2 separate regions of the Homo sapiens genome follow, and region 2 is linked to region 1. A link is a contact called in ENCODE Hi-C or POLR2A ChIA-PET data. All regions are on one chromosome and are shown on one strand. Each heading gives the region's core, a stretch centred on a gene start or an enhancer-like site at or near the end of the contact. The rest is flanking DNA. Distances are from core to core; before and after follow the strand shown. Region 1 has its middle 15 kb from the start of MSRB3-AS1. Region 2 overlaps MSRB3-AS1 (MSRB3 antisense RNA 1).

Region 1 (2,920 bases), core at 139-2,638:
GGATATTGAATTTATTGAAATAATTGTTCCCACTTTCCCCTCACACAACTCTTACTAGCAAAAACTGCAATCTGTGAATCATTAGGATCAGAAAACTGACTGATGAATCAAATTTTGTAAATGTTTACCCAGAGAAGAAAGAATTGATCCCAATGAAAATTTAAATAAAATTTTAAAAGGAAAAACTGGAAATTGTTAAACTGTTCAAGAAACCAATCAAGATTTAAGAAAAATTGCTTCAGAAAACATTTTTTTACAAAAATGCATTAATGTTACTGTTCCCATTTGAAGGTTTGTTTTCATAACCTCAGCCTCAAAACACCTTCAAAGAATGTTCAGTCAAAAGAAGTCAGTATCAAATATATTCTGAAACCCCTGAATCTGGTATGTGGAATTCAATTTATGCCATTTTATCTCCCGACTTTTGCATATATTGTTCTCCCTGCCTCGAATTCCTTTCTCTGTTTTGTATTCTAAGACAACTCAAGATTTATGCTGCAAGACTCAACTTACAAAAATTGCCTACAGATTGGACCCTCCTAACCTTTGGGCAGAGTTAGATACTTTTACACTGTATGTTTTTGTAAGGCTCCTGCATGAATATTCTATCATATCACTATAATTTCTTGATTATAGGGCTGTCTCATGTACACTAGATAGGAGATTTCTCTAGGGCATGGCTCATGTTCTAGTCCATTTGTTATGAAATCTCTGGCACATAATAGACATGTAATTAATTATTGCTGAATAACTGAGTGGACATGTAAGTGAGGTCTCTATGCTACTCACTCATTTATTTCTCTTGTCCTTTATGAACAAAATCATCAAATCTGCACCGCAACTTTAAAGATGTATTTAAGAAAAAGTTCTCTCCTATACATTCAGATTAGTACTAAACATGTATTTTGTGATGTCTCTCTATTAGCAACACCCCTTCCTTTTCTCCTCCTCCCTATCTATCATCAAGAAAAGCAGTGCATTAATGGGAATCCACTTGAGACTGGGATGGCCGGCTCAGGACCTCTTCTCTCTGGGTATTGGTGGGGGCATCCCTAGAGTGTGGGAGCACTTTCTGGGAGGTCCAGAGGTTAGGTCAACCAAGGGCTTTTTCTTTCCATCCCTTCTCAATTTGACTCTGGATTCAGCTGAATATAGTTAAAGGATTAATTGCCATCATTTTGTTCCCTAAATTAAGAGTCATTGTGGTAAGAACCAAGCATAGCAATATGGGCCAACCACAAAGAAATAAATTACTTTGTAAGTTTCAAAAGATTTTCACCAAATTACTGCCCTGTGCAAATGATGTTGGGGGGAAAATTTTGTTTGAGAAACATTTTCTTTTGTGACTATAATAAGGTATGTGTACCCCTGCTGAGATATGAGTCACATCCCCTGTGTTAGGAAACTGTGGATAGTTTTTGTGGGTTTGGGGTTTTGTATTAAATTTTCAGTGCCTCATGTTTCCTATGACTGATGAATGGATCATCACCTGACTCATAGGCTCTTTTGCTATGGATCACCGAAGTGCAGCTTTTAAAATTCAGTAATGTGGCACCCAGCTGCTCAGAGTTTTAATATGGAGCGAGTAACACCGGAAACATGTAACCAGTGCTTTGAAATGTACATTTCTGAAGTCACCTCTTCCCAGCTTTTTGCAGAATTATAATTAAACTGGTCTAGACTAGTTTGCAACTCCTATTTTTAGAGACCTACAGTGCCCCTTTTTTGGTCTAAGTAGGGATACAATAAACATATGGGTTTGTTTTTTCCAGATTAAAGACATGCCACTGACCTCAATTTCAGCATTCTAAAAGTGAACATTTATTTATTTATTTATTTATTCAACAAATACTTACAGGATGTCTACCTTGTATTCCACTTATGGAGATAGTGGTACTTATTTAGATAGCCCAGTGTGACTGAAGTTCAGATTATGGGAATTTGTAGGGAGAGTATAAGGGATAAGATTGGAAAGAGCAGTCAAGAGCTAGATCTTAAAGAACCTGTGTGCCAAGCTACAGAGTTTGGGCTTTATCCTGAGATCCAGGAGGAGCCCTGAATTGTTTCCACAGAGGGGTGAAATGAGACCTTTTGCACCAGAGTTGAGGAGAAATTAGATGAGGGCAAAGTAAGATGTGGAAGGCAGACCAGTTAGGAGCCTATCATCGTCATCCAAGAGGCAGATGGGGTACAGCCAGAATGAAAGCAAGATCAGTGGGCATAGAGCTAGAACTAATAGGACCTGGCAATGAATCCTGGACTGTGGTTTAGAGTCCTGGCAATCAGACTCTTAATGTTGGAGCCCAACCCCCATCACCACCCCAAAGGCAGAATCCTTGGTTCTCCTCTTTTCTCTGGAAACACACACTTCCTTGCAATCACAACCAATTTCAGGATGACACTCAAATTTATATCTCCAGCCCAGGCATCTCTGAACTCTAGACTTGAATATTCAACAGTCTATGCAACACCTCTATTTGGATGTTTAGCAGAGCTATTCAACATACTATAACCCAATCTGAATGGGAGACCTTCCCTGAAACTTGGCTTACCTTCAGTCTTCTCCATTTTTGTTAGTAGCAACTCCACTTTCAATTGCTTACATCTGAAACTTTGATGTAATGGTGACTCCTATGTGTGTGTGTGTATATATATGTGTATATATATGTATATATATATGTGTATATATACGTATATACATATATACACACATATATACATATATACACACATATACATTTATATATATATATTTCACATTCAGTCCATCAGCACATGCCCTTGGTTTTAACTTTAAAATCTACAAAGAATCAGATCCCTTCTTCCCACCTCCACCACTACCACTCTAATCAAAGCTACCACCATCTTACTCCTGGATTAGTATAATAGGCTCCTAACCTGTCTACCTGCTGCTCCCTGG
Region 2 (2,750 bases), core at 186-2,685, 120 kb before region 1:
TAAAAGCAAACTGGCAGTGACAATAGAAGATGCTAAGTCTGAGGAAGGTAAGCACAGGGAACACGGGAGGTGGGGTGACTGTTCTGATTTGTCCAGGACTATCTTGATTTTAACACTAAAAGCCCACATTCCAGGAAGTCTTTCTGTCCCAAGCAAACAGACAGTTGGTCACCCTAGTGGGAAGAGTCAGAGGAGTGGCAGCACCTGAACTAATCTTGCCAAGTCAGAGAGGGCTTCTTGGCAGAAGGGATGGCCTACAAGGAAAGTAGGAATTAGCCAGGCAAGGATGTTGATGAATTGGAGGTGGAGTGGGTCTTAAGTAGAAAGAACCGCACATGCAAAAACCTAGAAGCAGGCAAGACCATGAGGAAGTGGGGAACCCTGGGGAGAGAAGGTGGAAGGCCTTTCTTTGCAGTGGACAGCCATTGCCCTCCAAATATGTTCCTCTTCTCCTTGATCTCTCCTCTGACTCATGTTGATTGAGAATGTAGATCGGCAAAACTGTGGGAGATGCTGTCTAGGCAACTCTCACATTAGAAGGGAGAAAAGAAGATGAATTTTTCCCAAGGTCCCTTTCAAGTCTTTGATTCTAAACCAAGAATACACCCCATCAGGCCATCCACAAGGGAGGTGTTCACTCTGTGTATAAGATAAATAGCCTACACCTTCCCTATGTATGTCAGCTGCCTTGAAGAGTGACACAAGTCATCACACAGTTGATTTGGCAGCAATGATATGTCCATCATAAATGCACCAGCATGGATGTGTTTGCTGGGCCACCACCAGCTGGCTGAGCCACCGTGGAGATGAAAGTTTAATTATTTTGTTTTTCTAAGTAAAAAAAAACCCTTTCCTGGTGAGGCATCACACCCTTTCCATTGCTCATGAAGACCTAGAGAACTAGCTGGAGTTCGTTTTTTCCCCATTATTCCCTAAATGTTGCTGTAAAGAATGCTCTCTGACGTGACTTGTTTCTGTATTTTACAGAGCCTATTCTGTTAATATGAACAGTATTAAGTCAAGAGGGTACCTGTTTTGCTTTTCAGCACTTCTTTCCCAATGTGAATCACTTTGGGAAAGGTGATTTCTAGATTGTTAATCCTTTAGGTATGTGTTTCATCCTCTAATATCAGGCTGGCATAGACACACTGGGAAAAAAATGAAAATAAAAACTTAATGTCTTTTCTATAGCCTGTCCCAGAGAAGAAAAGAACGCAGGGAGGAAGGAGTCTTGACATCACTTAATAAAGCTTTATGAGTAACTCCTTTACTACCCTAGATAACATTGCTAATGCATATTGCTCAATGAAAGAAAATGTCCCAGGCTATGCTTTACAACAGGCAGAAAACTTTGAGCTGTCTTGCCAATGCTTTATACTAAGTGCCAAATCCTTATTTCTTTCTTAGGCATTTATTGTAATAACATGAATCATGATGCATCACTCTGGTATTCGTGTGGCTGCTCAGTGTTAAGTCCCCAGGACCTCCATGGAGTTGACTTTATTTGGTTTTCCACTTCCGCTTCTGAGTGAGAGCCACATGAACTCAGACGTGAAGGCTCACAGGAGCTCAAGTGGGCGGACCTTTCTGTTGCTGTTTTGGTCTGCCTGTACTCAGCGGTTGTGGTATGTGCAGACCTGAACACTTGAGGGGACATTCAGCTGGAACTACCCCCATTTCCTGTAGTTTCCACTAAAACAAGAGACTTAGGATGATGTTCAGGATTGCTCAGACAGTTGCAAACCTCTGGGGCACTTGGAAGAAATGTGGCTATTAATAGAATTTTTGAGCATTGACGTATATGTTTTCTAACTTCCCATATATAATCCTGAGAGTGGGGCTGGATGTTAAACCCTGGAAGTAGGGAGTTTCCAGAAAACCATTCAGGATATCAGTGTCAGGTTTCTGACTTGATGAAGAGTTTGGATGAGTGGCTTCTAGATACAAAGGTTAATAGTGTCTGTTTCAAAGCCTAAATGGAATGCTGTGCTCATCTCCAACTTTGTGAATGTTCAACTGGCACGGTCAATTTATTCACTTTGAAAGTCTTAACCGTGCTGGTGAACCAGCAGGAGTGCTGTTAGGAATATTTAACATAAGCAAAAAGGAAAGGTAATGAACATTGAGAGCAATTGAAAGGACGATCCTGTGAAAAATATGTGACCTTACCTGAGTGTCTCAGCTGAGTATCAGTCCAGCAGAGCACCAATCACTTGCAGTGGCTGTGGCAAAGACACTGATGGCTTATTCATTGATTTGTACAATAAATATTGTGCCCTCACTACATGCCACTTACTCTGCTAGGCATTGGAGATACAATGCTGGACAAAACCAGACATGCTCCTGTCCTTCCAAACTTAACAATTTGATCTGAGAGACAGATATTAATCAAGTAGTCACATAAAAATACATAAAATGTCAACCTTGACAAGGAATTGGACAAGGTACTATGAAAGGCCTTGACCTAGTTGGGGATATAATGATTGGGCTGAGACTTAAAAGATGAGAAGTAATTAACTAGGATACCACAGGCAGGAAGAGTGCTTCAGGCAGAGGGAACAGCTCGCACATGTGAAGTTGAGTGATTCACCCAGTCATACAATTAATAACTAGTAGAGTCAGAGATGGGTGAAGAGCTCCAGGGGTCTCAGTTAGGAGTCTTACTAGCCCTATCTAATAGAACTTTTTGCAATAATGGAAATGTTCTATAGCTATGCTGTTGGATACAGGTAGCCATTAGTTACATGTGG

The links. A loop is a pair of places that touch in the nucleus more often than their neighbours do. ChIA-PET counts read pairs that join two places held with the same protein, here RNA polymerase II (POLR2A). Pooled maps may share reads with other maps.
Region 2: a map of HCT116 shows a loop between it and region 1 (6-fold over the local background). The contact joins two enhancer-like sites. A Hi-C loop is called at or near these places in 2 of 168 maps with a recorded cell type or tissue (HCT116 and endothelial cell of umbilical vein) and 1 of 50 pooled maps. POLR2A ChIA-PET finds 5 or more read pairs at or near these places in 4 of 52 experiments (AG04449, AG04450, HCT116 and 1 more).

Annotation. Positions count from the first base shown.
Region 1 is chr12:65,655,628-65,658,547 of GRCh38, forward strand. No RefSeq gene overlaps it. Among named protein-coding and RNA genes, the nearest start is that of MSRB3-AS1, 15 kb to the left of the region's middle. RefSeq lists an enhancer at 799-1,998. Within about 2 kb of position 1,389, at least 5 of the 41 ENCODE cell types and tissues checked have a DNase peak (open chromatin) inside an H3K27ac peak, as active enhancers do; they include HCT116 and endothelial cell of umbilical vein, where a contact is called at or near this core.
Region 2 is chr12:65,535,661-65,538,410 of GRCh38, forward strand. All of the region lies in intron 2 of MSRB3-AS1 (MSRB3 antisense RNA 1), which reads right to left. Among named protein-coding and RNA genes, the nearest start is that of LINC02454, 66 kb to the right of the region's middle. RefSeq lists an enhancer at 621-1,820. Within about 2 kb of position 1,436, at least 9 of the 41 ENCODE cell types and tissues checked have a DNase peak (open chromatin) inside an H3K27ac peak, as active enhancers do; they include HCT116 and endothelial cell of umbilical vein, where a contact is called at or near this core.